Linked DNA regions of Homo sapiens: region 1 is linked to region 2. The links are chromatin loops, found by intact Hi-C in ENCODE. Cell type or tissue: A673. All regions are shown on one strand. Links, peaks and the distances in the headings refer to the core of each region. The heading gives the core; the rest is flanking DNA. Region 1 overlaps FSD1L (fibronectin type III and SPRY domain containing 1 like). Region 2 has its middle 21 kb from the start of FSD1L.

Evidence for each region. Peaks named below come from ENCODE experiments on the same cell type or tissue, not always from the same donor. Only the 100,000 strongest peaks of a DNase experiment are listed, where the experiment ranks them.
Region 1: a loop joins it to region 2, with 2.2 times the contacts of the local background. A loop is called at or near these places in 11 of 110 quality-filtered maps.

The regions. Positions count from the first base shown.
Region 1 is chr9:105,531,840-105,548,110 of GRCh38, reverse strand. FSD1L (fibronectin type III and SPRY domain containing 1 like) reads right to left here. Exons shown (of 14, transcript NM_001145313.3): 11 at 13,518-13,618; 12 at 12,793-13,044; 13 at 8,760-8,848; 14 at 1-1,753. The coding sequence ends at 1,628. Among named protein-coding and RNA genes, the nearest start is that of FKTN, 18 kb to the left of the region's middle. In A673, for the core only: a CTCF peak has its summit at 8,436 (motif pointing right); no DNase peak of the experiment used is centred there.
Region 2 is chr9:105,418,384-105,435,288 of GRCh38, reverse strand. It overlaps a transcript of SLC44A1 not described here. Among named protein-coding and RNA genes, the nearest start is that of FSD1L, 21 kb to the left of the region's middle. In A673, for the core only: a CTCF peak has its summit at 9,070 (motif pointing left); no DNase peak of the experiment used is centred there.

The sequences.
Region 1 (16,271 bases), core at 4,201-12,200, 110 kb before region 2:
TAATAGTGCAGATATGAATGTCCTCTAGAAAAACAATATTCCAATTCAAATAAAATTCCTCATTTACATTTGTTTTATCAAGGAAACAAAACATCCTATCAGTGGGCAGTAAATTTTTAGAGAGAATGAGCTACTATTAATACTATTATACAAGTCTCTATGTAGAAAGCAACGCAAATGTAGGCAGTAATGGTCACTCCTTGGAAGAAGGTTGGTTATCATAGCACAATATATTTTAAATGAGAATGAAAAAAAGTCAACAAATGTAAAGTTTCAAAAATGAAGAAAAATACAAATTCAGACCTCTTAAAAATGCCCAAAGAATTATTAAATACTGTAATTTTAATTTAGTTTAGCTCAAAGGATGTGAGTTACAAATTATAATTGACTTTTTAAGAACAGTTATGTTCCACATAACCATGGGTTTTACCCCAAGTTTGGGAAAGATATCTATGTCAATTTTTGTAATAATTAACATTTCTTTGAAAAGAAAGTGAATGTAGCAAAAGGACTGAGAGAAAACAAACCTCTGAATGAATGGCTGCTTGAAAAAGTCATGTGCCAATTAAGTCAAAGATACGCAGATTTTTTTCAAAACAATTGCTTAAAGCATTCCATATGTTATGAAAAAGAATATATACATTATTTGAGTATTTAGGTACCTCCCTTTATAACCTATCCTTCTTAGATAAAAATTGAGTGATATACATTTTTCAATCCTCTATGTAACTTTAATAAACTTTGATTCCTATAAGAGATGCTAAAAATCAGCATAATTATTATCAGTGTCACATTCAAGTGGGAATTTTACCAAACACAACTATTAAAGGTAGGATTAAACTAGACAACAAAATCAAAAAATATAAGGCTTTCAAAAATCTTACCCATCACCTAAAGTGATGGAATGAAAAGAACTGTAGTTAAACAAGGCAACATATAAAGAATACCCCCCTTGCCATTGTTAGTGCAGTAGGTAAAGAACTGAAATTTGGGTGATTTTAAGCTGTTGTGTCTAGAAATTTCTTATCACAATATTTTGGAAAAAAGAAAATTATATACAATCTAGTCAATAAACAAAAGAGGAAAATTTTGTAAAACTTATTTATAAAAGAGGAAAAATAAACCATTTGAAAACCTTTTTACCATTCCCAACATATGATTTCAATTTTTAGAAAACCTTGGATGACTATGTATTTTTAAAGCTTCTGTGTTAGAACTAAATAATAGATAGTAATGAGATTTTAAAAAGACAAAGTACAGAAGAAAGAAGGCAAGATTTAAAAGCTTTTCTCCCCAGGCCTTAGGGTTACCATATGTAATTAAACATTAGAATAGTCAAAGTAATCCAAGAAATACAAAAATGAGTTTTTATGTTAATTAAACACTGCCTTTTCCCCCATTTACTCTTCAATCATCAGTTTTTTGCTTGGTATCTGCTTGCTTCTATGATACTGCACAGTAGGTTCCTGCAAATGCTTCGTACTAGGTGTTTAATGATAAAAGATTCCAGGCCTCAAAGCAGAACACAGCAAACCTGATTTTCACTACTACCAAATTCCTGTGATTAGTAACTGCACAGAAAAGGCCACCTAATCAAGACGGAGGGTAAACGTATTCTGAGTAGACACTATTGAGTAACAACATTGTTCAGGCTGCTAGCTGAACCAGTCATTCCATTTTCACTTTTCTGAAGTGTTCTCACAGCACTTGGAACCTGCATCCCAGTACTCAAAGAAAGTCCACCACACCATACCTAAGAAAAGACAAAAAAACCTGTCAGATTGCAAATCAAACTAGAATTTCAGTGATTTTTAAATTTCCATTTCAAAGGCAAAATGCCACACATATGAACATCAATCATTCTCAAACACATTAACTGTCATATTTCAGCTGAGGGGAAATGGAAAGACTAAATCAGAATTATTTTAGAACCACAGAGGCCAGAGGAGGTCTTGGTGGTAGCAGAACCAACTGAAGCTGCACCCAAGAGAAGGAACTCAGGGGTGCAGAAATTGAGAAACTTCATTGGCTTAATCTAGGCAAAAGGTATTACCTATCATTACTGATGCTAATTTTCACAACCAAGGGAAGCATACAAAGCACCAACTTACTTCCCACTTATGCTTTTGGTTTTGATAATGAGATATGGCCTGAGACTATAAAAATCTAACACCCCTCAGTTAACAGTAAAATCCACTGTTTTCTTCCTTACCGTGTTAACTATAAGAACTCTTATATAATTATTTAAGAAGGACTCCTGACAAAAATGCAAATCCCAATATCCAGATGTACTTCCCATGTTCTATTACTTATCATAAATGTGAATGACTTTGTGAAAGATAAAACTGCTTTGCTTAGGCTGGTTCAACATACGCAAACCAATAAACGTAATCCAGCATATAAACAGAACCAAAGACAAAAACCACATGATTATCTCAATAGATGCAGAAAAGGCCTTTACCAAAATTCGACAGCCCTTCATGCTAAAAACTCTCAATAAATTAGGTATTGACGGTACATATCTCAAAATAATAAGAGCTATTTATGACAAACCCACAGCCAATATCATACTGAATGGGCAAAAACTGGAAGCATTCACTTTGAAAACTGGCACAAGACAGGGATGCCCTCTCTCACCACTCCTATTCAACATAGTGTTGGAAGTTCTGGCCAGAGCAATCAGGCAGGAGAAAGAAATAAAGGGTATTCAGTTAGGAAAAGAGGAAGTCAAATTGTCCCTGTTTGCAGATGACATGATTGTATATCTAGAAAACCCCATTGTCTCAGCCCAAAATCTCCTTAAGCTGATAAGCAACTTCAGCAAAGTCTCAGGATACAAAATCAATGTGCAAAAATCACAAGCATTCCTATACACCAATAACAAACAGAGAGCCAAATCATGAGTGAACTCCCATTCACAATTGCTTCAAAGAGAATAAAATACCTAGGAATCCAACTTACACGGGATGTGAAAGACCTCTTCAAGGAGAACTACAAACCACTGCTCAATGAAATAAAAGAGGACACAAACAAATGGAAGAACATTCCATGCTCATGGATAGGAAGAATCAATATCGTGAAAATGGTCATACTGCCCAAGGTAATTTATAGATTTAATGCCATCCCCATCAAGCTACCACTGACTTTCTTCACAGAATGGGAAAAAACTACTTTAAAGTTAATATGGAACCAAAAAAGAGCCCACATTGCCAAGACAATCCTAAGGAAAAAGAACAAAGCTGGAGGCATCACGCTACCTGACTTCAAACTATACTACAAGGCTACAGGAACCAAAACAGCATGGTACTGGTACCAAAACAGAGATATAGACCAATGGAACAGAACAGAGCCCTCAGAAATAATACCACACATCAACAACCATCTGATCTTTGACAAACCTGACAAAAACAAGAAATGGGGAAAGGATTCCCTATTTAACAAATGGTGCTGGGAAAACTGGCTAGCCATATGTAGAAAGCTGAAACTGGATCCCTTCCTTACACCTTATACAAAAATTAATTCAAGATGGATTAAAGACTTAAATGTTAGACCTAAAACCATAAAAACCCTAGAAGAAAACCAAGGCAATACCATTCAGGACATAGGCATGGGCAAGGACTTCATGTCTGAAACACCAAAAGCAATGGCAACAAAAGACAAAATTGACAAATGGGAGCTAATTAAACTGAAGAGCTTCTGCATAGCAAAAGAAACTACCATCAGAGTGAACAGGCAACCTACAGAATGGGAGAAAAATTTTGCAATCTACTCATCTGACAAAGGGCTAATATCCAGAATCTACAAAGAACTCAAACAAATTTACAAGAAAAAAACAACCCCATCAAAAAGTGGGCAAAGGATATGGACAGACACTTCTCAAAAGACATTTATGCAGCCAACAGACACATGAAAAAATGCTCATCATCACTGGCCATCAGAGAAATGTAAATCAAAACTACAATGAGATACCATCTCACACCAGTTAGAATGGCGATCATTAAAAAGTCAGGAAACAACAGGTGCTGGAGAGGATGTGGAGAAACAGGAACACTTTTACACTGTTGGTGGGAGAGTAAACTGGTTCAACCATTGTGGAAGACAGTGTGGCGATTCCTCAGGGATCTAGAACTAGAAATACCATTTGACCCAGCCATCCCATTACTGGGTGTATACCCAAAGGATTATAAGTCATGCTGCTATAAAGACACATGCACATGTATGTTTATTGCGGCACTATTCACAATAGCAAAGACTTGGAACCAACCCAAATGTCCATCAATGATAGACTGGATTAAGAAAATGTGGCACATATACACCAGGGAATACTATGCAGCCATAAAAAAGGATGAGTTCATGTCCTTTGTAGGGACATGGATGAAGCTGGAAACCATCATTCTCAGCAAACTATCGCAGGGACAAAAACCAAACACCACATGTTCTCACTCATAGGTGGGAACTGAACAATGAAAACACATGGACACAGGAAGGGGAACATCACACACCGGGGCCTGTTGTGGGGTTGGGGGAGGGGAGAGGGATAGCATTAGGAGATATACCTAAGGTAAATGACGAGTTAATGGGTGCAGCACACCAACATGGCACATGTATACATATATAACAAACCTGCACGTTGTGCACATGTACCCTAGAACTTAAAGTATAATAAAAATAAAAACAAAAAATAAAATAAAATTAAAACTGCTTGTGAACAGAGCAGCTATAATTCAATAAAGTGAGACATAAGATTTGGGACACAGTCAAAAGAATTAAAATATGAAAATACAGATCATTGACACTATCATCAACTACCGTATATATTAATAGTAGACACAAGCTTAAAGCAAGGGAAATTCTAGAAGTTGTTTAAGTATCATCACCTTCAATTATACCCTTAAGTGTTCAATATCTACTAAGTAACTAGATTATTATACCAAAGAATCTACTGAACTGTGAAATTTGTAATTATATAATTAACATTATAAATTTTCAAAACTAACAGGCTCAGTAATGATAACTCCCAAAATACAAAAGCAACTTTCTGATTATAAAACTACTATATTATTTTTTGGAAATTATTTAAATGATTTAGAAAAATATTTACTCAAAATATCTAACATGAAGATGCAAAGGGAAATCAAGAAGAAAACATAAAACCTTTGTGACCTTGAGTTAAGCAAAGCATTACCCATAATAGGGAAAAAAATTACCAAATTGGACTTCATAACAAAATGAAAAACTTCTCTCTGAAATGTTCAGAAAATGAAAATGCAAACCATAACCAGGAGAAAATATTTGCAAAGCATATATCTGACAAAGGATTCACATCCAAACTTATAAAGAACTCTTAAAAACAGGAAAACCAGGCAGTGGCTCATGCCTGTAATCCCAGGATTTTGGGGGGCCAAGGCTGGTGGATCATTTGAGCCCAGGACTTTGAGACCAGCCTGGGCAATATAGCAAAACTCCATCTGTACAAGAAACATTTTTTAAATAGCCGGGTATGGTGGTGGGCACCTGTAATCCCAGCTACTCGGGAGGCTAAGGTGGGAGGATCACTTGAGCCCAGGCAGTTGTGACTGCAGTGAGCTGTGATCGCACCACTGTACTCTAGCCTGGGTGACAGAGCGAGACCCTGTCTTAAAAATAAAGTAAAATAAAAAAATAAGAAAACAATTAAGTCCTAAAAAGTAAGCAAATAATTTTAACAGATACTTGAAATAAATTATATGAATGGCAAATAAGGACATGAAACATCATTTGTCATTAGGAAACTACAAATAAAAACACAATGACATACCACTACACACCTATTAAAATGGCTTAACAACAACAAAAAATCTGGTAATATCAAATAATGGCAAGGATATGACCAACTCTCATATCACTGATAGGAAGGCAAAAAATGGTACAGCCACTTTGGAAAACATTTTGGTAGTTCCCCATGAAGTTAAACATACACTTTCAATGTGATACAGCTACTCTATTACTGCTCTTAGGTATTTACCCAAGGGAAAATCCCATATGTAAATGCTTATAGTGATTTTATTCATAACTGCCCCAAACTGGGAAAAACCCAAGTGTCTTTCAACTGGTGAATGAATGAATAAACTGTGATACATACATATATGAAACACTACTCAGCAATGAAAAAAAGGAGAATACTGACACCACAACAACATGGATGAATTTCAAATGCAGCATGGTACGGAATCGAAAGGCTACATACCATACAATTCTATTTATACGATGTTCTGGAAAAGGTACAACTATAGGGCCTACGAACTGGTTACTGATAGCTAGGGCTGGTTGTGTGGAACGGTCCACTATAAAAGAACACAAAGGAATTTTCTAGGGTGATGGAAATGTTCTATATCTTGATTATGGTGGTGGTTATACAACTGCAGGCATTTGCTAAAAACCACAGAACTGCACCATACTATAAATTCAATAAAACTGACTTAAAAATTAATCTTGTACACAAAACATTTAATAGGCATTAACGTACTTAATAAAAGCAAGCCTTCAATGAAGGAAAAAAAATTTTAACAAGCTTAAAATAATTTCTTGCAGTATCTTATGACATATACTAATATAATTAGAGTATTATTTGGAATGAAAAACAATAAACTCAGTACATACATACATGAGATAGATTCAAATTAAAAGTAAATCTACTATTTATAAAAGCACACCTAAGTCTTGGAAAAAATTTTTCTGCATTCCACATGGTAAACAACTCATCCTTGATGGACCAGTTTGGAAAAATAGCCAAAAATGCGTAATATGGCAGAGGTTTGTACAAAGTTAAAAAAAAAAAAAAAAGGAAAAAGAAACAACCCTCCCTTCCAGTATCTTTATGTTTCCATGAGCAATAACTTTAGTCACTAATCACTTACTTTTAATGTAAAAATAGGTGTCCTGGTTATTAGCATTGTTTTAAACTTAAGAGATTAAAGTATCTGGAATAAATAATTACTATGGATAATGAGATTTAAAAGCACTGTATTTTCAACCCACTCTTACTCTGAAAACTTTCTCCTTATAGTTGAGAAGTTACAGTTAGGGGTGATGACAGAAGAATATACATGCAAAATATTCCATTTGAAATATACCATCTTGACTTATAGAGGTAGCCTCCAAATTTAAGAAAAGCTCTAGCCAAAGTAATGGTAACTTTAACTGGATCCCACAACTCCCCACGGGAACCTAACCTATGAAAAGATGCAGAAGGTTATGAGTTGGAAAAAGCAATAACATTTGCTTAAATAAATTCAAAACCATGTTTTATTTTGTGCAGAGAAACAAATTTTTCTTTTCAGCCTGAAATTGAGTAGACCTGCAATTACACAGGATGTAATTGCTATGTGGTGTGCATACATATATTCAGCATAGCACACAAAGACAGTCATCTAATATTTTGTACAAAGATGACACTGCACTATGATCTTGTCAATAAATGGTCCTGGAATAACTGGATATCCATGGGGAATTAAAGAACGTATCTAGATCCTTACTTCATACCAAACACATCAATTCTACATTGTACTTGCATTGTAAATGCAGTCTATATCTAAATGTACAAGGTAAAGCTTTTAGAAGAATATTTTCATGACCTTGGGGGTGCATACTGATTTCTTAAACAGAACACAAAAAGTGCTAACTGTAAATGAAAAAATTGATAAACTGAACAAAATTAACTTTTGTTTATCAAACAATACCAATAAGGAAAAAGGAAAGCCAGAGTGAAGAAGAGCCTACAAATTAACCCATAAGAAACACGAAGACAACCTAATAGAAATACAAGCAAAAGATCTGAATAGCCAGTTCACAAAAGCATATACCCAAATAGTCAACAAATATATAAAAAGGTGCTCAACAGCACTAGTAATCAAGGAAATGCAAATTAAAACCAAAATGTAATATATCATCCACTAGAAGGACAAAAAATTTTTTAAAAGATAATACTAAGTGTTGACAAGGATTTGAAGGAACTCAAATTCTTACATACTGCTAGTTGTAAATTAGCATAACCAACCATTTCAGAAAACCGGCAATTTTACAGTTGATTATACATATACGATATGATCTAGCAACCCCAATCATAGGTATATACTCAATGGAAATATACACATACATTTATCAAAAGATATGAACAAAAGTATTCATAGCAGTTCTATTTGTATAGCCCCCAAATGGAAACCACCCACATATCCAACTAAATTAAAATTTATAAATCAATTGATATAGTCACAGAATGGAAAACTATACAGCTATGAGAATGAATGAACTATAACCACATAGAATATGGATTAATCTCACAAGCATAATGTTGAGTCAAAAAGATACTGTATGATTCTGTTTATATAAAACTGAAAAGGAAGTAAATTTAGGGTATTAAAAGTCAATACAGTGCTAACACTGGAGAAGGGCCATTAGGGACTGGAAATGGGCACTAGAGGGGGCTTCTGAGGTTCTCGTAATGTTCTAAGTGCTAGTTACACATGAGTGCAGTCCTATAAAAACTCATCAAACTACATGATTTGTGTACTTCATGTATTAACATAAACTTCAATAAAATATACCAAAAATATATAAAAACAATCACAGATTTGGGAGAGGGTGAATTGGGGAAATGGAGGAGAATATGAAGAAAAAACAAAATATTCTCCTTCTCCAAATATACAGTATAGAATATTCTCCTTAAAGTTGCCAACCAAGTAAAATATGTTAGGTATATATAAGATATAAAACATACTAACCATGAAACCAGGTAGTACTGGCTGAGTAAATTTTGTCTTAAAGGAATATAGCAACTGTTTAGAATTTGCATCATAGAATGAAAGTTGACCTAAAAAAGAAGGAAAAAAAGCCTAATTTATTATACAAAAAATTGTAACATTTAATTAATTCTAACGCATAATCATGCAAAAAGTAATAATATATAAGTTGGCATTAATTTTTGTATGAGGACTGGATTAATTATTCTCACTTGAAAATCAGAAGGACAAATGCTTAAGGAAAAGCCCAATCCAATTTTCTTCCCCTGGTTTTCAAGACCTCTATAATACCTCTATAATCTAGCACGATTCGACTTATTTAATACAAACTATTTCCTTATTTGATCATTATTTAACAAATGGTTTCATTAGCCCAGTGTAAACCAAGGCCATTTCTTCCTCCTTATTTTTCCTATAACCAGCCTCTCTGCCCAAATTCTAATCACCATTTAAGGTTTACTCTATTAAACCTTGTCTTCTATCTACCTGATGCGATACTGATACTCCAGTCTCTAAAATCACAATATATCTATCACTGCTTCAATTTTGTTAATTTTTTTAACAGAGGCGGGGTCTTGCTATTTTGTATAAGCTGGGCTTGAACTCCTGAGCTCAAGCAATCCTCCACCTCAGTCTCCCAAAGTGCTAGGATTACAAGCATGAGCCACTATGCCTGACCTGCTTTGTTAATTTTTAAAATCACCTCACAGTATATCCTTCAATAGGATCATGCCCTAAAAAAAACTGTCTGTCTGACCTCCTAAACTGGCCAACCAAATGGCCTCCTTACAGCTGTTATCACTTCTTGAAACTCTTCTCTGATGACCATTCCCTTGGTTTGTATCATAACCCTGGGGATAACTTCACCATCTCCTCCTTTTCTTCCTGTTCTAAATGTAGCCACTTTGTCCATGCTCTCTTTTCTTTATATAATGCTTCCTTAATAAATCAACTGCCACCAAAGAGGAAGATAAAATAAACTAATATTTATGCACATTATTATGTAGATTGTTTAATATTTTGAGGTAATGTATGTAAAGTACCCAGTACTTTGATCTCGAAGTTGGTAAACAGCATAACGGTACATATGATCACAAAGTTAGTAAACAGCAGAATAGTAATGCTTAAATATATTGTCCTGTACAATCTTCCATAGCAATTCTGTAATGCTGTCTCAAATATTTAATGTCAGCTCTACTTAACTGCTGAATTCTAGCACTGAATTTCAAAATGCTTGCTAAACATGCCACATGATTATCCTGCTGGCATTTCATTTCCCCCCAAAACTCTATGTTCCCTATCCTGTTGACACTGTCATCCTCTTGATCACACTGGCTGGAACCTCAAAGTCATCTTCAACTGTCTGTCCTCAGCTGATCTGTATTTAGTTACTAAGTCCTATGAATTCTACTTCTACACTGTCAAATCCATTCTTAATTCTCCACTGCTCAGATGCTTGTTGCCAGTTACTCAACACTTATTAAGGGCTTTCTATGTGAAAAGCACTAGCCAGGCAATAAGGGCTTAATAGCTAACAAGAGACTCAGTCCTGCTCTACACCACTTGAAGACTGCTTCCCGAAAAGTCTTATGCTTGCTATGCTTTCGATCTCTTCCATCTTTAACCACTGACTCTCTAATATTTCTAAAACTCAATTATCTTATGACTATAGTGTTCTAAAACATGCAGAACCACCCCTCCCCACTACTGAAGACCAGTCCATTATTATTTTTCAAGGCTCTCAGAATCTGATCCTATTCCACAGTACAACTTCCCCTTGCCATACGTTATGTTCTAGACTAAAAACTGTATCTCACTACTACCTTTATGGACTCACAGAGTATGGGAAAGGAGAGAGAAGAAGCAAATGTTGTCTTGGTAGTTGAAAAAAAAATGTGTGCTAATAAATTTGCCATTTATCCTGAGGAAAATGATTTAACTGATTCAAGGTGAATAAGTTAAAAAACAAAAAACACAGCAAAGCTAACATGTCATCACTAAAAATAAATCAAGCCAAAATTACTTTTTCTCCTTTTTTGAGTAAATTAACTGACAGCTCACGGAATTATTTGGGCACAATATTACTAAAATAATAAAATTTGGTATTAGCTTAAGTGTCAACTTGGAGAAAAAACATCTAGGGAATTACTTTAGTTCAATATTATGTCATCTTCAAAATTATTATACATTAGATGACTGTAGAGAATATGCTTATGAAATAACTAATTCAATGAGCTTTAAAATTTTTTCAAAATATAAATATCAAGTAAATTTTTAGATAATTTTAAGACGGGAAATTTGGGCCAAATCTATTAAGATGAAACTAAAAAAGGGTAAATGTAATAGTCTTCATTTGCATTACATATAACATTGAGTTATTTTTAAAAACCATAAACTGGCTGGGTGTGGTGGCTCATGGCAGTAATCCCTGCACTTTGGGAGGCCCAGCCAGGTGGATCACTTGAGGTCAGGAGTTTGAGACCAGCCTGGCCAGCATGGTGAAACCCCGTCTCTACTAAAAATACAAAAATTAGCCAGGCGTGGTGGCATGCACCTGTAATCCCAGCTAACTCAGGAGGCTGAGGCAGGAGAGTCGCTTGAACATGGGAGGCAGAGGTTGCAGTGAGCTGAGACTGAGCCACTGCACTCCAGCCTGGACAACAGAGTAAGACTCTGTCTCAAAAACAAAACAAAACAAAACAAAAAAAACCAAAACCATAAACTGCCTAACAAAAGAAAAAGACAATTTGACATAATGCCGTGAAAAAAGATCTAATGGATTAGGGTAGCTACAAGCTCAATATTGATCAGCAGTGCTAAGTCATACTATTAGAAATAGCATAGCCAAATTACTGTCCTTTGCTGGTCAGAGGTCATGTGTTCCACTCTAAGACCAACCTTTAAGAAAAACACTGACATACTAGACAGCCATAGGAGATTATAAAGACTTGGAAAAATTAAATTTTAACAGGGGCAGCTAATAACAGAATATATGGTCTGGAAAAACAGGGCAAGAAAGTTTTTAATAAAGGATTATCGTGTGAACATGAGTGAGGAAACGTAATTCTGTGTTTATTCAGATGGGAAAATTTAAGGGAAACAATGTGAGTCAACTTAAGAAAAATCTTCTAACCAAGAGCTGTCCAACAATGAAACAGGCTGCTTTCTAAGACAGTAAACTTCACATTAAAAGTTCTTCAGGCACATAAGTGGCAACTACCTGCAGAGATAGTGTACTAAGAACTGTATACTGTGTGGCAGATGGAGTAATTTCTTTTCTTTTTTGGATTAGACTACACTGTGTTAATAATTTTGTAAGTAAAGAAATTCTGATATTGAGGGGAAACCCCTTTGGCCCCTCTAAAGATATCATGAGTCATTCTGAAGAATATTTTTAAAGACAGCAACTTGAAAATTAAGAACATTCCATTCGTTTCAAGTGTGATGCGGTTTGGCACAGTAAATATTTGCTGTATAGCTTATGTTTACTAGGATAGTAGAAAATATGGCTCTGGTATCTTCTTGAATTTTTTTTTAATTTTTGTAGGTACATAGTAGGTGTGTATGTTTACGCAGTATATGAGATGCTTTCATATAGGCATGCAATGTGTAATAATCACATCATGTAAAATGGGGTATTCATCCTGGGTTGGGTAATTTCTAAGATCTACTTCAACTAGAAAATTTTGACTATCACTCTTTAGAGGTAGGTAATAAAACATGGTAAGGAAGGAATTAAAATGGACAGAAGAAATGTTAGTGCTGAAGACTAAAATTAGCAAAATCTTTCAGACTTAGTATATTATAAATGAGTGCTTTTATAGGGCTCCAGGCAGACATCACATATACCATTCCAGTCAATTCTAGAATTGAGATTATGATTGCAATCAAAAGCCTACCTGATCAAAATGTCCTTCCCACAATACTAATGGAAATCCTGTATAGATGATTACCAGTGAAAGGTACTGAAATGCAAGCAACTATGATGAAATAACCTACGAGAAAATAAACTTACCCCCATCAAAATCACAAAATACACCTATTTTTTCAGGAACAGTAACATCCAAAGCTTTGACTTTATTATTATGCTTTGCTGCAAATGTGTTTTGTAGCCAGTTGTTGACATGGATACACCAACTAGTGTTTGTCTTTCCCAATTGGTCAAATTTCCCCAACGTTTTGTATGCTACTCCCACACTGTAGGATTTACAATCCTTCTGGGCCTTGACCTCCCAATAATGTTGTCCACTTTCAATAGCAGTGTCTCCTACAAAAGATCAGAAAGGTAGATTTGACTCATCTCTTCCTTATGAGTCACACAGTTTTACCTACCACTCGTCCCAAAAAAAGACACAAAAATTTTTATTCAAGTACTTTTCCTATAAGAATAATCATGTTAACACACAGACATTAAATGCTGAGTACCTGCTCTAACTTTACCTTTACGTTTAGTACTATTCTTGAATATAAAACGCTTCAGAGGTTTTCTTCCTTACTATCCCCCCTCCCGGCTTATATATAAAGATGTGGGAACACTACGTAAGCTGAAGTAGAGTTTTAAAAGTATCAATAATAATAAGACAATCTGAAAACTCCCCAAAGTAATTAGGCTTCAATTGGGAGAAATTTCTTGCAAAGATTTATTCAATATACAGGCAGTCACTTTGAGTGGAAAGTCCACCAGTGTGATTGTGATGCCTTTAATCTGAGATAATGAAAAACAATTATGTTTTGTCCTACCCAGCACTGTGTATGATTCTCCAGTAAAACGATCTCTACTGCCTCTTACTGCTGGTGGCCTGGAGCCTACAGATGTTCGTTTTGGGGATGGTGTACCACTTCTATATAAACAAAAAGAAAAAAGAAAAACAAATATTTTATACTGTAAATGTTTCATAAACTAAAACTAGAAATCATGGAAGGAACCTCTGAAAAGATTTCTAATTATGTTATAGAAATAACACCATTCAATTTGATCTGAACTAGTTAATTAAAGAGCGCTGTCAATTATAAACACTGAAATGTAAGAAGCTATCAATACAAAGCAGGCTGAAAACACTAATGGCATGCAGACTGAGCAAGGCTTATACAAAGAATACACGGCTGAAATAAGAAACAATGCTAAAATGTGACAAGATTTACTAAAGAAAAAAAAGAACTCAAGAAAGATAATGAGTTACAGCTTACATTTTTTTGCAGTTAAATGAAGGCAAAAATAGGTTTCTTCTTATAATCCTGACTAAATAACTCTTTTTATAAGCAGTGAGTATTTTTGCTCTGAATCTTACCTTCTTAAAAATAGAAATGGCGGCCAGGCACGGTGGCTCACACCTGTAATCCCAGCACTTTGGGAGGCGCCAAGGCAGGAGGATCACCTGAGGTCGGGAGTTCGAGACGAGCCTGACTAACGTGGAGAAACCCCATCTCTACTAAAAATACAAAATTAGTAGGGCGTGGTGGCACATGCCTGTAATCCCAGCTACTCGGGAGGCTGAGGCAGGAGAATCGCTTGAACCCAGGAGTCAGAGGTTGCGGGTGAGCCATGATTGCACCATTGCACTCCAGCCTAGGCAACAAGAGCAAAACTCTGTCTTAAAAAAAAAGGGACGGGGGGGCTGCACGCGGTGGCTCATGCTTCTAATCTCAGCAATTTGAGAGGCCAAGACAGGCGGATCTCGAAGTCTGGAGTTCGAGACCAGCCTGGGCAACACAGTGAAACCCCGTTTCTACTAAAAATACAAAAATTAGCTGGGTGTGGTTGTGGGTGCCTGTAATCCCAGCTACTCGGGAGGCTGAGGCAGGAGAATTGCCTGAACCCAGGAAGCAGAGGTTGTAGTGAGCCGAGATGGCGCCACTGCACTCCAGCCTGGGCAACAGGGCTAGACGCCATCTCAAAAAAAAAAAAAAAAAAAAAAAAGATGGAAATGGCAATTATCCAAATCCTTGCACAGGATAATATCAAGTATTATCAAGCATTTCTCCTACTCAAATAGACAAGATCCACCTTGACTTCCTCTTATATCAAATTATATGATATATGGAAAACTGGAGTATTGGGATGTTTACTAACATTCAAAAACTCAAAACAGATTCAGTCCCAAAGATGTTTTCAAAAACATTTTAATTATATTGAATTACTGCATTTAACAAAAGATTTTTTGGTCAAGATTATCCTAAAAGTATTTGGGGGATATGGGGATAACTATATTCTCACCACTAGTTAGAAATAAAAACACTTTTTTCTAACATAGCACTAGAAATTTTCTTCCTAAGAAAAGATCAACTGAGTAGATTTTAATATAAGCTACCAATACTAGACTAGAAATCCCTGATGGCAAAGCAAGAATACAGATAAAACTTAAAGTCATTTCATATGATTCATTTCATATGACTCAGTGACTTCATTCTGCATTATTTAAATGTCTTGCTGTCAGAAATCAGACTTATTAGACAATTTCAAAGAACTCAGGACCACTTCAACTGTCTCCTTTTTAGTGTATAATATTAAGTAGCAAAAGTGTAAGTCTAGAACTACAACACTCACATGACTTAGTTTAATTCTTCCCAAGGGATTTCAAAGGTCCTTTGTGTAAAGATGTTTCTTTAAAAAGACAACTAAAAACTGACTATAAGTTCTGTTTGAACAGATAGCATGAGCAAAGCTGAATGTGGATAGGTAGATTAAAATTTCTGTGAAACTTGTGCTAAGGTAGGCAGTAGTTTCTTGCTATTGGGTACGGGGACAGCAAAACAGAACGTGAGGGGGGAAAATTCCAGAATAGTTGTTGAGATCTCCAAAATGAAGGATAGAAACAAATAAAAATTATTAAACATTTATACTTTTTATTCTGAATACCAAAAATATATGTTTTCACTTCTTCAAGGTTTGAGATGAACATGTATTCTAAGCTGATCTTATACAATACTTGTAAGAGTCATTAACTAGTATAGTAAGAAAGTAAAACTGCAAACATTGTCAACTGATAACTCAGGAAAAAAGAACTGTATCATAATTTTCTTTCTGATTCATTTTATACAAGCTGATAGAGAATGTTAAAAGCCCGATCACAAAAGGTCTGTATGTTTTCAAAAGCTTTATCTTAAGCTCAGGAGAAAAGATAACATTACATTTGCCTCAAAGTTTAAAAAAATAGTACATGCAGCTCTATTTTCCTGATCTTGTGAGGGGCAAAGACTCTTGAAATCAATGGTGTTTAAACCATGTGCTGAACTCAAGGGAATCCACAGATGCCACAGAGGTACTCTGGGAAGAAGCCAGATTTAGGGCTTCCTCCCTCCTTTAACCAGCTATACTTTTCTCTTTTTGGATCAGGCTTCTGGAAACATTTCATGAAAGAAACCATGCTGTTGCTTTTCTTAAAAAGAGGTGTGAAAAAACAATGTTTTAGATGCAACATTAAAAGAAGACATGAAAAGGAAGAGGGCGAAAGTAAAATTGTTTCAACACGGTATATAAATTATAACAAAAAAGCT
Region 2 (16,905 bases), core at 5,230-13,229:
CAATTAGGCACAGACATAACACATACTTTATTCAGATTTCATTAATTTTCTCTGATGTCCTTTTCAGTTCCACAATCCTATCCAGGAGACTATATTATATTCAGCTTTCCTCCTTTTTTTTTTTTGTTTTGTTTTGTTTTTTGAAACAGACTCCTGCTTTGTTGCCTAGGCTGCAGTGCAGTTGCATGATAACAGCTCATTGCAGCCTTGACCTCCCAGGCTCAATGGATCCTCCCACCTCAGCCTTCTGAGTAGCTGGGGCTACAGGCCCGTGCCACCACACCTGGTTACATTTTTTGTATTTTTTGTAGAGATGGGATTACACCAGGTTGCCTAGGCTGGTCTTAAACTCCTGGGCTCAAGCAATCCGCCTATCTTGGCATCCCAAAATGCTGGGATTATAGGCATGAGCCATTGTGCCTGGATCTCTTCCTATTTTTAAATTTTAAAATATTATTTAAAAAGCTAAATGCAACCCTTAAGACTAAAGTATACAGTCTGATAAATGTGATTTCATTACACTTGGATGCTGTGTCTTTCCTACTATCCTTGAACATGAAAACTCACGGCATAATCTAGCTCATCCAATGAGTGACTGGAAGATTCAGTTCAAAGCTTCCTGAATCTTCTGTTTGTGTCAGATCCCTTGGGAGCCCAGAACATCCTTCTCCATCTTAAAGTCCAAGACTACATCTAATTAACTGGTCCAAACAAGTTTTCCTTCTATAAATGTATGGTGTAAAGGAATTATTATATGGATATTGAATCCCCCGGAATGAATCTCTACTTTTATCTTTTCCATCTTATTTTTGCCCTACTTTCTAAGAGTCTTCCTCAAATTCATCTTTCAACCCTTCTATGAATTTTACACTTTTTTCTATTTTAAATTTTTTTGTTCTCTGAATCTTCCTCTTTTAAATTGCAAACTATTTTATTTCCTTTTTTTTTGAGATGGAGTCTCGCTCTGTCACCCAGGCTGGAGTGCAGTGGTGCAGTCTCGGCTCACTGCAACCTCTGTCTCCAGGGGTTCAAATGACTCTCCTCCCTCAGCCTCCCAAGTAGCTGGGATTACGGGCATGCATGACCATGCCCAGCTAATTTTTGTATTTATTTAACAGAGACGGGGTTTCACAATGTTGGCTAAACTGGTCTCAAACTCCTAAACTCAAATGTTCCGTCCGCCTTGGCCTCCCAAAGTGCTGGGATTACAGGCATGAGCCACCGACCAGCCTAAATAGCAAACTAGTTTTTTTATTACAATCCTCTCTATTATCTGAGTTTAGTAATTTACAGTTTTCTTCTACCTTATAGTCTGTTTCCTCTAAGTTGCTTTGTTGTTGTCTTTCTCTTTGTTTTGATGTCTGTCTTTCATGGTAGAGACTTTCCCCAAGGGTCTGGTAATTCTTATTTAAGAAAGCAGCACTAAAATTAATTGGAAGTTTTTATTCGTGGGTAGATCTTGTCATTGAAATGCTTCATTGTATAATGACTTGATTGGACTTTCTAGCTAGAGAACCCCCTGTGTGAGCATCTTTAGGCATTTTCCTTTGGGCTGGTCAGATTCCCTGGAGAATATTTTTCAGTTTCCTGCTTGGTGGGTAAAGGCCTGGTTGTGAGAATTCTAGGAGATGGGTTGGGCAGTGGAGGGGTGAAGCAGGGGCGGCGGGGGAGTGGGGTGGCAGGGGCAGTGGGAGGGAGTGCGGTATCTTAATCCCCCTGACTTAATATGATACCTCTGTTTTGGATGCTCCTCCCTTAAGATCTGTCTTAACTTCTTCAGAGAATACCTTTCTGTCTGCTGAGCATGAAAAAAGGCAGTTGCCTGACTGTACAGAGTAGGGGATGGTGTCTGAAGATGTTAAGCATCATTTCATATGCTCTATCCTTTTGGCTATCCCCTTTTGTGGGGTACCCATTTAAATCTTTCATCCATTTGGGATGCCTTTTTCTTACTGATTTGCGAAAGTTTTTTGTTTGTTTGTTTGTTTGTTTGAGATGGAGTCTCGCTCCCATCGCGCAGACTGGAGTGCAGTGGTGCGATCTTGGCTCACTGCAACCTCCACCTCCTGGGTTCAAGCAATTCTCCTTCCTCAGCCTCCCGAGTAGCTGGGATTACAGGCGCACACTACCATACCCGGCTAATTTTTGTATTTTTAGTAGAGACAGGGTTTCTCCATGTTGGCCAGGCTGGTCTTGAACTCCTGGCCTCAGGTGATCCACCCCGCTTCGGCCTCCCAAAGTGCTAGGATTACAGGAGTAAGCCACCACGCCCGGCGATTTGTAAAAGTTTTTATAAATTTTAGTTTGGAGTCCTTTACCAAATATGTACTTTGCAAATATCCTTTTTTAGTCTGTGGCTTGCCTTTTCTCTCTTTTAATGGTGTCTTTTGATGAACTGAAGTTCTTATTTTTTACAGTGTCAAATGGAAGCCTCAAACAACTCTCCTGCCTCAGCCTCAATTTTAGCAACTTAAAAAGGAATAATGTAATTCAGAAGTCTGGCTGTCTTTCTGAGCTTGCTGTAATAACGCTGCAATAGTACTTGCACTGAGCAGAAAACCATCTTTGTTCCAAGGTTCAGGGTTATGTTTCTTGTGCCAGCTGTCATCAAGATTAAACATTACCAGACACAAACTATACCTTGCTATTCTAGGATCTCTGGCACCAGTAAACAGGAAGAAAGGGATCAATCTTGGATTGTTATGGCAGACCATATGGCAACAAAGCTTTGGTCCCTAAAGGCAGAAGGATGAAGCTTCCAGGCCCAGGGAATAATTGTCTCTGCTTCCCTTCTTTACAACTTGCATGTTAACCTAATATCATTTTGGATAAATTTAATGCAATCCTGCAGATATCTTGCCACTCCTACCTTCAACAAAGCAAAACAGAAGGACCAAACATTCCGTTATACACAAATGATAAGGTTGTATTACCTTTAGCAAGGAGTGGCTTGAAGAGACAATTGGCCTACTGGCTAATTATTGACAAAGAGAAGGGCTATAAATCAACTTTTCAAAAATAAGAGCCACCATTCAACTGTTTTTGGCCTATAACAATGGTAACTTCAGGCCAGATGCTGTGGCTCACCCCTGTAATCCCAACGGTTTGAGAGCCTGAGGTGGGCAGATCACTTGAGGTCAGGAGCTCGAGACGAGCCTGGCCAAAATGGTGAAACTCCGTCTCTACTAAAAATAAAAAAATTAGCCAGGAGTGCTGGCGCATGCCTGTAATCCCAGTTACTCAGGAAGCTGAGGCACAAGAATTGCTGAACCCAGGAAGCAGAGGTTGCAGTGAGCCAAGATTGCGCCACTGCACTAAAGCCTGGGCAACAGAGTGAGACCCTGTCTCAATGAATAAATAAATAATGATACCTTCATACAATCAGCTTACTGTCTTTGGCAACTTTGCTGCAAGTAGTTTGTTGGAAGAATGCCAGGAAATAAAATCCTCAAATTAAAGCTGCTTTGTTGTACACAGCACAGAACAGGGACTCCATAAATATTTATCAGGTGATTTTGAGGGTGCTGAGATGGGTGTATGAGTTATACCCGCCTAAAAATTACTAGGCTTCAGATTATTTTAGCCAAGCTATATGGACTGGAATTTGGACCTTATTTGTCTTTTTGTCTCTATGGAGACTCTTGGAGCTGATCAGAGGTACAAACTATTTTCAGGCGCATGCCCTTTTTATGATCCTCATGTCTCAGAGGAGGCTGTCAATCTCTTACTCACGTCAGCTGACAGGTAAGCAGCATGGGCCAGTTAGTGTTCAGCTATACTCCAGGCACTTGTTAGAGAATGAAATATACTCATCTCATGCCAGTGTTTATCAAGAGCTCAACTAAGACCTATAGACCAATGGAATAGAATTGCAAATCTAGAAATAAACCTACATATCTATGGCCAATTGATTTGGACATTGACACGATATCAAGACCATTCATTTGGAAAAAAATAGTTGTTGTCCAAATGGGACAACTGGATATCCACATGCAAAAGAAGAAAGTTGGACATCTACAAATATATCATACATATACACCTACATATACTCCATATATGACATATAAAAAATTAATTCAAAATAGATCAATGACCTAAATGTATGAGCTAAAACTATACAACTCTCAGAAGATAAACTTAAGGCTAAATATGTATGACCTTGGATTAAACAATGATTTCTGGGTCATGATAGCAAAAGAACAAGCAACCAAGGAAAAGACAGATAATTTGACTTCATCATATGAATGTATGAAAAGGTGCTTAACATCATTAGTCATAAGGAAAATGCAAAACAAAACCACACTGAGATACAACTTCACACTCACTGGATGTCTATAATCAAAAAGATGGAAACTTACACTTGTCGAGGATGTAGAAAAATTGGAACCCTCATACATTGCTGGTGGGAATGTAAAATGGGGCAGCTGCTGTGTAAATCAATTTGGCATTCCTCAAAAAGTTAAATACAGGATTACCATATGACCTAGGAATTCCACTCCTATGTATATAACCAAAAAAATTGAAAACGTATGTCCGCACAAAAACTTGTGTACGAATGCTCATAGCAGCATTATTCAGAATAGCGAAAAGGTGCAAATCCAACCTAAGTATCCATTAACTGATGAATAAATGAACGAAATATAATATATCACACATCAGAACATTATTCAGCCATAAAAAGAGATGAAATATTGGTATATGCTACAACATTATTGAAACTTGAAAACATGCTAAGTGAAAAGCTGACAAAAATAATTCTACATATTGTATAATTTCTTTCACGTGAATCCAAAATAGGCAAATCCACAGCAAAATAAAGTAGAATAGTGGTTTCCAGGGGCTGGGTGAGGGGAATAGGCACTGAATGCTAAAAGGCATGGAGTTTCTCTTTGGGCCAATGAAATGTTCTAGAGTCACGTGGTGGTCTTAGTTGCACAGCTTTGTGCATTTGCCAAAAACCATGAAGTAAACACTTTAAAATGGTCAGTGTTATGATATGTTAATGATATCTTAATTTTTTAAAAAAGAGAAAGAAAATAACTATGAAATAATTTAGTAATAGATGATTGAGCTCCACATCATAAGAACTATAATTAGGCCAGGCGTGGTGGCTCATGCCTGTAATTCAGGCACGGGGAAGCCAAGGGAAGAGGATTGCTTGAGCCAAGGAGCTGGAGACATAGAGGGACCATGTCTCTACAAAAAATTTAAAAATTCGCCGGGCATTGGCGGCACATGCCTGTAGTCCCAGCTACTCAGGGGGCTGAGGCAGGAGGATCACTGAGGCAGGAGGAGCCTGGAAGGGTCAAAGCTGTGGTGAGCTGTAATCATGCCACTGCACTCCAGCCTGAGCAACAAAATGAGACCCTGTCTCAAAATATATATATATACTTGTAATTTTACAACCTATAATTAAGGTATACACATGCATAAAGAAATATGAAAGAAGATTTAAATAAAATTGAGATCACACCAAATTTCTGCATACCTTGAAATGGTTCCTAAAAGGCTTCTCCGTATTTGAAGATTTAAGTGTTAATGTTTTTACTATTTGCAATAAATTCTAAATCTTGGATGATGATTAATCTGTAACTTCATTGAGGTAAGCACTTTTTCCAAGGGTACATCTTTATTGTTTTCCCCTCAGTAGGCATAATTACTGTCAAAAATTAAGGTAATACAGAAGGGCCAGGTGTTGTGGTGCATGCCTATAATCTCAGCACTTTGAGAGGTCAACGCAGGAGGATAGCTTGAGCCCAGGAGTTTGAGAGCAGCCTGCACAACATGGCAAAACCTTGTCTCTACAGAAAATTCAAAAATTAGCCAGGCACGGTGGCACATACTTGTAGTCCCAGCTACTCGGGAGGCTGAGGTGGGAGGATGGCTTGAGCCAAGAAGGCGGAGGTTGCGGTGAGCTGTGATCGTGCCACTGCACTCCAGCCTGGATGACAGAGCCAGACCTCGTCTCAAAACAAAAACGAAAACAAACCAAAAAGATTAAAGTAATACAGAAAAGCCCTACTCCTAAATCACTCTAACCTTTGAGATAATCTGGTTTTATATCCTTTCAGTTCTTCCTTTTAAGGCAAGATACGAATTGTGTGCCCTGTGGATGTGGAAGCGTATCACTTACCTGTGAGTGAGACAAGGAAACAGCCACTGTGGAGATGTGAATGCAGCTTTGTTTTATTTTTTGACCATATGCCCAGTAACTCATTAAAAGTTTGAAGTGAGTATTCCTGCACCATTCAAGAATATCCGAATTTATTAAAGTTATGAATAACCGGCCGGGTGTGGTGGCTCATGCCTGTAATCCCAGCACTCTGGGAGGCTAAGGCAGGCGGATCACGAGGTCAGGAGATCGAGACCATCCTGGCCAACATGGTGAAACCCTGACTCTACTAAAAATACAAAAATTAGCTGGGCGTGGTGGCGCGTGCCTGTAGTCCCAGCTACTACAACTCCAGAGGGTGAGGCAGGAGAATCGCTTAAACCCAGGAGGCGGAGGCTGTAGGGCGCCGAGATTGCGCCACTGCCCTCCAGCCTGCGCAATGGGAACGAGACTCCATCTCAAAAAAAAAAGTTATGAATAACTTCATCGATATCATAGTCATAATTCTAGTAGTGAATGCATACTGTACTAAATGTTTCCTAGGTAGCACAGCCCATGCTGACTGTTCTGCATACTCAGGATAATGGAATCCTCCCAACAATCAGTCTTTTACAGATGGGGAAACTGAGAATTAGATGGGCTAAGTAACTTGCCCAGGACCAAAAAGATGGCAGAGCTAGGATCTGAACCCAGATGTGGTTGATCACAGAGTCTAAACTCTGAACAACTATACTTCTTAGAATATCATAGATCTACTCCATGTGACAAAATATCCACACAAGTTGATGGGGGAAGGAATAAATTGCATAACAAATGGGCCTGACTCCATATTATATCACAAAATTATTTCTAGCTATTAATAAGTATAAAAAGTGAAAGGAAACCATTAAAAATAGAATATAAATTGTATCTTAATTTATAAAAGAAAATAATTTTTTAAAAATAGAAAATATAGGTAACTATTTAACTGATTTGGGGGCGTAAGGGAATTATCAATAAATTTACTGATTTGGGGGCTTAAGGAAATTATCAAAAATTTACATCGTATAGATTATAGGTAAAATTATCACCAGCAAAATTAAAAGACAAACTACAAAGAAGGAAAAAGATTTGCTACTAATATGACCGAAAAAGTACTAGTATCCCTAATACATAAAAATCTTTTATTCAACAGTAGGAAAAATGGTGACATCTCAATAACAAAATGGCAAAGGACATGAATACAGAATTTACGGAAGAGGAAACATAAAGGACTAATAAATTACTAAAAAATACAAATTAAAATAACAAAGGGCTGTCATCTTTTGCCGTTATTATTAAGGGTGATAAGAATGATGATATGAGTATCTGCCGGATGTGGAAAATGGTGACATTCATAGACTTTAGTACAAAGGATTGGTAGAGCCTTTCTGGAGAGCAATTTGGCAATATGTATCAACATTCATAGAGTGCCTTCACCACTTGATGTAGTAATTCCCTTTCCAGAAGTCTATCTAAAGGAAAGAATTAGCAGGGTGGCAAAGATATCTCTATAATAAAAAGATTATAAATAAAAGTTTAATAAAAGGGAATATACTTCCACTATTAAAAATCATATTTCTGAGGCCGGGTGCAGTGGCTCACCCCTGAATCCTGGCATTTTGGGAGGCTGAGGCAGGAGACTTGCTTGAGCCCAGGAGTTTGAGACCAGCCTGAGCAACGTAGTGAGACCTCTGTCTCTATAAAAAAATAAGTTAAAGACATCATATTTCTATACAAAGATGATCATTATAGCATTATTAATAATCCCTTAATTTTGAGAGGAAATTGCTGAATTCAATTATAGGAGAATTATTGAATAGAATATAGTACATTCAAATGAAAGAATATTATAACTTGGTCCTGCTTTCAAGGAAGTTTTAACACCATTGGGAAATTCTAATATGTTAAGGGAAAGAGAAGATAGGCCAGGTGCAGTGGCTCACGCCTTTAATCTCAGCACTTTGGGAGGCCAAGGCGAGTAGATCGCTTGAGCTCAGGAGTTCAAGACTAGCCTGGCTAACATGGTGAAACACTGCCTCTACTAAAAAATACAAAAAATTAGCTGAGCGCGGTGGGCCTGTAGTCCCAGCTACTCCAGAGGCTGAGATGGGAGAACTGCTTGAGCCTAGGAGGCGGAGGTTGGAGGGAGCCATGATCGCACCACTGTACTCCAGCCTGGGCAACAAAGCAAGATTTTGTCTCGAGGAAAAAAAAAAAAAGGAAAAGGAAAAACAGAAGATAGGAATTATTTAATATGTATCTTGTCTTTACCTTTGGGTCATGAGAATATTATTTTGTCATGCTTGCATATTTTGGGTTATATTTTTTACTTGGTTGTAACTAATATTTTATCTATAATGAGCAATTTATTCAATTCACCTGTGTATAATCATCCTGTTTACTTACTCATTTATTTGCTTATTTACCAATTTATCCACTTAATAATTTGTTTATAGAGACTGGGCTTGAATTCAGGTTCTGGCAGATAATATTTGGGCAAATTACCAATCTTCCCTAGTCTCTGTTTTCTTGTCTATAAATGAGAAGAAATACATCTACTCTGCATGAGTAAATGAGGTAATGTATATAAATACTCAGCATGATAACTCACTCCTAAAAGCTGCTCAAGAAATAGCAATTGATATTATTTCATTATTGTTATTTTTTAAGTAGATGCAAAGAAATAGTGGGGAACCAAAAATGTGTGGGCAAAGACCTTCACATTCTCCCAGTCAAGGGAGTTATTGAAATTATAATTTTAAAACAAGAACTGTAAAATATATTACATTTTTGGAACTTAAAGGGAATGTAAATGTCAATGTAAATCAAGGGTCAAACATTGAAAAAATATAACCTTAGAAATAATGCAGTGCACTGAGTAACCCCAGGACATTCTCCAGTGTTGCTTCACAACTATGCCATTGCCACCTAGTGGAATTAGTAATGCATTATATAGCCCAGAAAATTTGAGATTTTATTTTGAAGTATTAAATGGTTTATATAGAAAGGCCAAATTACACAAATATTCTCCTATATGTCCCCATCATCTCCTTTGGACTACTGAAATACTCATCTAACTAGTCTTTCATCTTACATCAGAGCCCCAACCCATTCTCCTACACAGAACAGGCAGAGTAAGCTTTCTAAGATATAAATCAGATCATGTTACTTACACAGATTGAAAATGCAAAACACCTTGCATGGCGTGGAAGCTCTCCAGCTTCATCTGTCCCAGCCTTGCTGATTACGAGTCCCAGTGACCATCTTTCCAGTAAGAATTTTCTGCCTCAAGGCTCCCAAATATACAGGGTTTTTTGTTTGTTTGTTTGTTTTTTGACAGAGTCTTGCTCTGCCGCCCAGGCTGGAGTGCAGTGGCATGATCTCGGCTCACTGCAACCTCTGCCACCCAGGTTCAAGCGATTCTCTTGCCTCAGCCTCCCAAGTAGCTGGGATTACAGGCACCCGCCATCACGCCCGGCTAATTTTTGTATTTTTAGTAGAGACGGGGTTTCACCATGTTGGCCAGGTTGGTTTCGAACTCCTGACCTCAGGTGATCTGCCCGCCTCGACCTCCCAAAGTGCTGAGATTACAGGCGTGAGCCACTACACCTGGCCCCAAATATACAGTTCTCTCTGCCTAGAATGTTCTTCCTCAGCTTTTTACATGCCAAATTCGTCATCCTTCAAGACCAAACTTATTTCCCTCAAACAGATCTTTCCGCAACTACATTATGTACCTCTATTATTTTCTCTCATAGTATTTTGTTCTTTTCCTTTACGACATTTCATCACAAATTATGCTCAGGTATTTTTTCCTGTTTGGTTAATACCTGTTTCCCCCTTCAAACTGTATGCACCATGTTTAACAATGTATATGTCAAAGCTTAGTACTGTGTAGTACAATAGTATGTGTGCATTAAGGAATCTATATAATGGAATGCCATTTAGTCACCAAAAATAGTGTGTTCGATGGGTATTACTGACATAGAATGTTGTACATGATATAACTTTAAGTGAAAAAAGTAGGTTTTATGGTAATACAATCATTTTTGTTTTTAAAATATGAATATATACTACATACATATTTACCATATATTCCAAATATATGTGTTTAAAAATCTGTGAGGTGTTACCATGGTTATTTAAGTTAACAAAATGTGAGTGTAGTTAGTTTTCTTTCTTTCTTTCTTTTCTTTTTTTTTTTTTTGAGATGGAGTCTTACTCTGTTGCCCAGGCTGGAGTGTGCAATGGTCTGACCTCGGCTCACTGCAACCTCCACCTCTTGGGTTCAAGCAATTCTCCTGCCTCAGCCTCCCAAGTATCTGAGACTACAGGTGTGCACCATCACGCCTGGCTAATTTTTGTACTTTTGGTAGAGATGGGGTTTCACCTTGTTGGCCAGGCTGGTCTTGAACTCCCGACCTCAAGTGATCCGCCTGCCTTGGCCTCCCAAAGTGCTGGGATTACAGGCGTGAGACACTGTACCCAACCAATTTTCTTATTTTTGCTTATCTTTTAAAATACTAATTATTTATCACCATTGTTGATATAATAGTTGAAGTTGAGATCTAATGGGATCATATCCTATATGGGACTGAGAAAGTTAGTTAGTATGACTAGTTAGCAGTAAACATTGCATTCAGGATGACTACTAACATTAGTGAGGTCTGAGGCAAGAGGACAAATGGAAGACTCTGCTCCCATTCTCTTCCCACTCCTCGCCCCAGCCCACACTAGGAGGGGCTGCTCACGCTTACCTGTGGACACCTGAGCCCACAAGGGCAAGCTCCAGCCACATCTCCTGCTACAATCACAGCCAGTATCCATCCTTAGGAAGAAGTATCTGGAGAAGAAACTCATACAGGCCTTGTCTTGGGAGGGAGTTCTAGGGTACTAGGATTCTGGAGAGTGGTATTAGGCTTAGGGTGGGCCTGTCCCCTTAATCCCATGGTGGACTCCTTGCCCCATGGAAGAGGACCAGAGAGAGGAGGGCAAGAGCAGGGAGCCTGGTGTTCAGGATCTAAAGATTGTACTGATTGCATCTAATCAAAATTAACTCTGAAAAATCTCTTAAATCATCCATAAAGTACAATACTGTACATATGTGTTTTATGTATGCAGCCCTATATTATTATTTTTAATTTTTCCTTGTCCATATTTCCCTATGGCTCTCAATTAATTTAATTTCATCTTCCATGATGTTGGAATCAACACCCACTTACCTGGTTACTTGAACAATGTTTCCTTCTATATCCATGGTGAGTAAACCCTTAAAAGCATTCAGATTTTCTTGATAGATTGGCTTTTAGGCTTGATGACATCTATTGCTCTCATAAGTTAATACATCTATAAGATGACTCCTTGTATATTTTGGAAAATGGCAAGACTCAAAATGACAAGTTGAAAGAAAGGGAAATTTAATGATTCTAGGTTACCAGCTTGAACAACTGGTTTAACAGTGTTACTATTTACTGAGATATGAAAGGTTAGAGGAAGAAGCGGTTTAGATGTATTATAATTCATTCACCTGATTCTCTATTGTTGGGTATTCAGGTTGGCTGCAATATTTTATAACAAGGAACAATAGTCTGATTTGCAGCAAAATCTTTTCACATGTCCTTAATTTCTAAACACAGAATTGCTGGATAAAAATGTGCACATTCTTGAGATTTTATTTTATTTTATTTTATGAGACCGAGCCTCGCTCTGTTGCCCAGGCTGGAGTGCAATGGGGCAATCTCGGCTCACTGCAACCTTCATCTCCTGGGTTTAAGTGATTCTCCCTGCCTCAGCCTCCTGGACCAGCTGGGATTACAGACATGTGCCACCATACCCGCCTAATTTTTGTATTTTTAGTAGAGACAGGGTTTCACCATGTTGGTCAGGCTGATCTCGAACTCCTGACCTCAGGTGATCCGCCCACCCGACCTCAGGTGATCCGCCCACCCTGGCCTCCCAAAGTGTTGAGATTACAGGCGTGAGCCACCACGCCTGGCCCATTCTTGAGATTTTTAATACACGTTTCCAAATGACTTTCAAAAGAGCTGTTTCCTCACACTGTTAACATAAGAGTAGATTTCAAACACTCAAATTCTGTCTCCCTCCCTCTTTCCTTCCGTCCCAGTTTTCCTTTGTTCATTCAATAAGTACCTACTATGTCCCACACAGGGCCTGACATAAATCTAACTTTGCTCCTTGCTAGGGGTTAGGAGATGATCGGGGAGAAGGAAGTGTAATGGAGAACTCTAGAGTTTTTAACATGAGTGACTTGGATATTCTACCCACAAACTTGTTTGATTCTGGACACCAGACAAGATAAGCTAAAATTCCCTCTTTATTTAAATTGGTGGTGCCACTGAGAGTTTGTAAGAAAAAATGTTCAACTTCACGCAAACCAGAAGTAGGACACTGAAAATAGGCTTTGCCCCCAGGGAATTATAATTTAGTGGGTACCATTTTACAATGCAAATTTGGCCCTCTAATTAGCCAAATGGCCACAGCAATTCTCCAGCATATGAGGTAGGTCTGTCCTATCCAGGGATCTGTCTCATGGCCGCTGATAAAGGATGGGGCTGGGCACAGTGGCTCACACCTGTAATCCCAGCACTTTGGGAGGCTGAAGGGACAGATCACCAGTTTAAGAGATCAAGACCATCCTGGCCAACATGGTGAAACCCCGTCTCTACTAAAAATACAAAAATTAGCTAGGTGTGGTGGCACGCGCCTGTAGTTCCAGCTACTCAGGAGGCTGAGGCAGGAGAATTGCTTGAACCCGGGATGCAGAGGTTGCAGTGAGCCGAGATGGTGCCACTTCACTCCAGCCTGGCTACAGAGTAAGACTCTGTCTCAAAAAAAAAAAAAAAAAAAAAAAAAAGGATGGAGCAGGAGGCCCAAGGTCAGGGCAGGAGTCCTGCATCATGAGATCATGAGGGCCCCTTTCTGTGCAGTACAGAGGGACCAGCTTCCACCCTGCTGATTTAAGGGGAAATTTCTAACTACTTGGCTTGAGTACCTAAGTTGCTAGATGTAACTCTGACCTTGAGGATAAAAAGGAAGTTGGTGGACTTCCTTATTGTCATCACTCAGGTAGGAGAGTCCAACCTAACGCTGTCACCTCTCTCAACTGGCACTCAGTGAAACACTTGAGTATGCTCAGTACTGTAGTCACTTCTACCAGAGGTCCGAACTTACTGGAAAAGTTAGGCCTGTGCAAGACTGAAAAATACTGACAATGCACCAGTGTGCTGAAGGAATTCAAAGCAGATTCCTGGCTGGGCGCGGTGGCTCACGCCTGTAATCCCAGCACTTTGGGAGGCCGAGGCGGGTGGATCAAGAGGTCAGGAGATTGAGACTATCCTGGCTAACACGGTGAAACCCCGCCTCTACTAAAAATACAAAAAATTAGCCGGGCGCCGTGGTAGGCACCTGTAGTCCCAGCTACTCGGGAGGCTGAGGCAGGAGAATGGCGTGAACCCAGGAAGCGGAGCTTGCAGTGAGCCGAGATCGCGCCACTGCACTCTGCCTACCTGGGCGACAGATGGAAACTCTGTCTCAAAAAAAAAAAAAAAAAAAAGAGATTTCTGAAGTCTTGTGAACCTAATGCAAGATTGGATTATGAGTGTCGCTGCTCTATTCTCTGAATGTGGGTTACTATATAAACTCCTGTAATCCAGAACTCTTTTAATGACGGTGGCTCTAATGCTTAGTTGAATAACTTGCCAGAGGCTCTCTGACCTCTAGTAATATAACTTAAGTTTCTGAGTCATTGTGATCTCAACTTTAAAATGGGAACCACTCTCTGTCTCATGATTCTTACAAGGATTTAAAGATAATGCCTAGAAAGCCCTTAGCACAGTGGCTTTTGCTTACTAGGCAAAAGGAGAAAAAGTGTTCAGTAAATGATAGCTGTTCCAGGAGCAATGTATGCCATTCCAGCACATCTAATTCATAAAATATTAATGCATTCCATTTATCACATCATATATTTGAAAACCAGAGGAACCACTTCCAGGTATTGTTTTATAAGGAAAATAAATAATTTTAAGGTGAAATAGTTTTTAAAACGCTTAACACCTGCCTTTTAAAAATATATGATACGGTTAAACCTATGGAACTCTGGATATTTGTTACTTTATTCAACATTTTCTGAATTGTTTTTATTTATCAAAATTATGCTATATATCTGTGTCTTTCTGAATGGACTCTTGCAGTGCTTAACTCAGTAGGACATCAAAGCAACACAACAGCACGTCTATCTAGACCATCCTTTTTTTTTTTTTTTTTTTTTTTTTTTTGAGATGGAGTTTCACTCTTGTTGCCCAGGCTGGAGTGCAATGGTGCGATCTCAGCTCACTGCAACCTCCGCCTCCCGGGTTCAAGTGATTCTCCTGCCTTAGCCTCCCGAGTAGCTGTGATTACAGGCATGTGTCACCACGCCCGGCTAATTTTGTATTTTTAGTAGAGAGGGGGTTTCTGCCTGTTGGTCAGGCTGGTCTTGAACTCCCAACCTCAGGTGATCTGCCCATTTCAGCCTCCGAAAGTGCTGAGATTACAGGCGTGAGCCACCATACCCGGCCTAGAACATCCATTTTGGATAAGCTTGGCACTGACTCATAATCAGCTCAACTTTCTGGCACATTTTTAATTTGAAAGAAAAGAAAGAGATATATTAAAAAGGGATGCATGATTCTCAGTGAAAGAAAAGAGTCTTTGTAACTCTCCCTTTTACCTCACCATGCACATGTCTCCGGGACAAAGGAAAGAGTGTTTGTAACTTTAATTTCCCATGCCCAAGAGAACGCCGACATTTTGTAAATAAAAAAAGTCACCAATTTTCCTGACTTTTATTTAATCAAGTGTTTTCACTGCCTTGGTCTTTCTAGAACTCTAACAAGAAGTAAAATAGGACATTTGGCCTCTTTCCTCTGTTCCTGCCAAAACCTTGGGGTGATGCAAGGCAATAGGGCGCATTCTGCTAGGGTCAGGGTCGGGGATCCTGGATGGGGAGGGCTTGGAGACCATGCATTTGTTCTGAATAATGGCAGACAAAAGAGAACTCTAATCAAATGCTTCCTCTAATCAAATGCTCGAAGAACTGCTGAACGGCATAGGCACTTGCTGTTCCAGAAGACAGGGCAAGGAGCACTGCATGGGAGGTAGGAAGCAACAGATTTTGCTCTCAACTCTCAGAGCAGGCAGCATGGAAACATATTGCCTTCTTTTTTTTTTTTTTTTTTTTTTTGAGACAGAGTTTCACTATTATGGCCCAGGCTGGAGTGCAATGGTGCAACCTCGGCTCACTGCTACCTCTGACTCCCGGGTTCAAGTGATTCTCCTGTCTCAGCCTCCAGAGTAGCTGGATTACAGGCACATGCCACCATGCCCGGCTAATTTTTGTATTTTTAGTAGAGATGAGGTTTCATCATATTGGTCAGGCTGGTCTCGAACTCCTGACCTCAGGTGATCCACCCACCTCGGCCTCCCAAAGTGGTATTATTACAGGCGTGGGCCACCGCGCCCAGCTAGAAATACATGGCCTTCTAAGAGAACTTCTGAACTAGGTAGAAGGTAGAAATTACTAAATTAATTTGTATTAATAATTAACAGTTGGCTATACCTGTAAGTTGGGAGTTCCAAAGCAAATAAGAGGCTTCTCGGAATATAGATGTTCAAACCTTCTAATTCTCAGATTGCAACATATGGTCTTTCCAAAGACTGGTTTTCCTTTTCCTGTCTTGTGTATGTCTTGAAAGATACTCTCTTTATAAAACTACAATGAAGGCACAATCTCCTTTCTTATCCTGTGAGCTTATTAAACACAGATAAAATTTACTTTGAACATACTTTAAAATCCTTCAAGTACAAATACAGCAGGGTAATATTTCAGGATCATCATTATCTCCCCATATCAGGCACCAGCTTTGTCTTGCAGCCACATTTGAGCAGGCATTTATATTAGTGCTGTTCTGTGCTACAGCTTTGCAAACTCGCATTTTTTTCTATAACCATATGTCTCTATGCTAACTCTAGCGTTCTTCAGCTTGTAAATCTTTTTCTTTTGTGTCTTTTCAAACTTTTGTCACTTGGCTCTATTTTGATTGTCAAGTTCACTGCCAAATTTTGTTCAGTTACAATCTGCCAACATCTTGGCATTTCCAGGATGTTACATTAAGAGTAGATGAGTGCAAACAGAGCAAACTACATGCAATGAAGACTGTCCCCAAAAATGTTGTCCCTCTAAGTCAAAGATTAACTTTTACCTAAATTTTTGAGAGTAAGGTCCTTTAGGCTGTTGACTTGGCCAATGAGCAAGAATCCACAGTCTGTTAGACAATATCTGCTAATAAGAAAGTCACATTTCAGCACGAGTGGCTAAGAGATTCTCTCCTGATTTGGGGGCAGGCCAGTCAGGCACAAGCTGCTTATCTGTGCAACTGGGGCAGCTTAACCCATAGGCCAGGAAGGCCTGGCTTTGGGAATCATTTCAGGGTTGTGGCCCACATCTAGTGGTGAGCAAATATTGACAGAACTGGGGTCCTCTTGGAACAACAGGGGAGTGGGAAGGGTGGGGGCTAGTTAATGACTGTCAGACTCCATACCCAAAACAGCTCAAAATCTTTACAAAGACATCAAGACAGAAAATCTGTAAGCTAAGAAGTGTGATTTTATTTAATTAACCTGTTCCAGAGGTAAGCCCCATAGGACAACACTGAACAGCATGATCTAATGGCCAATTACTACTGTTGCAGTGTGAACTGAAGGCTGTGAGCTTC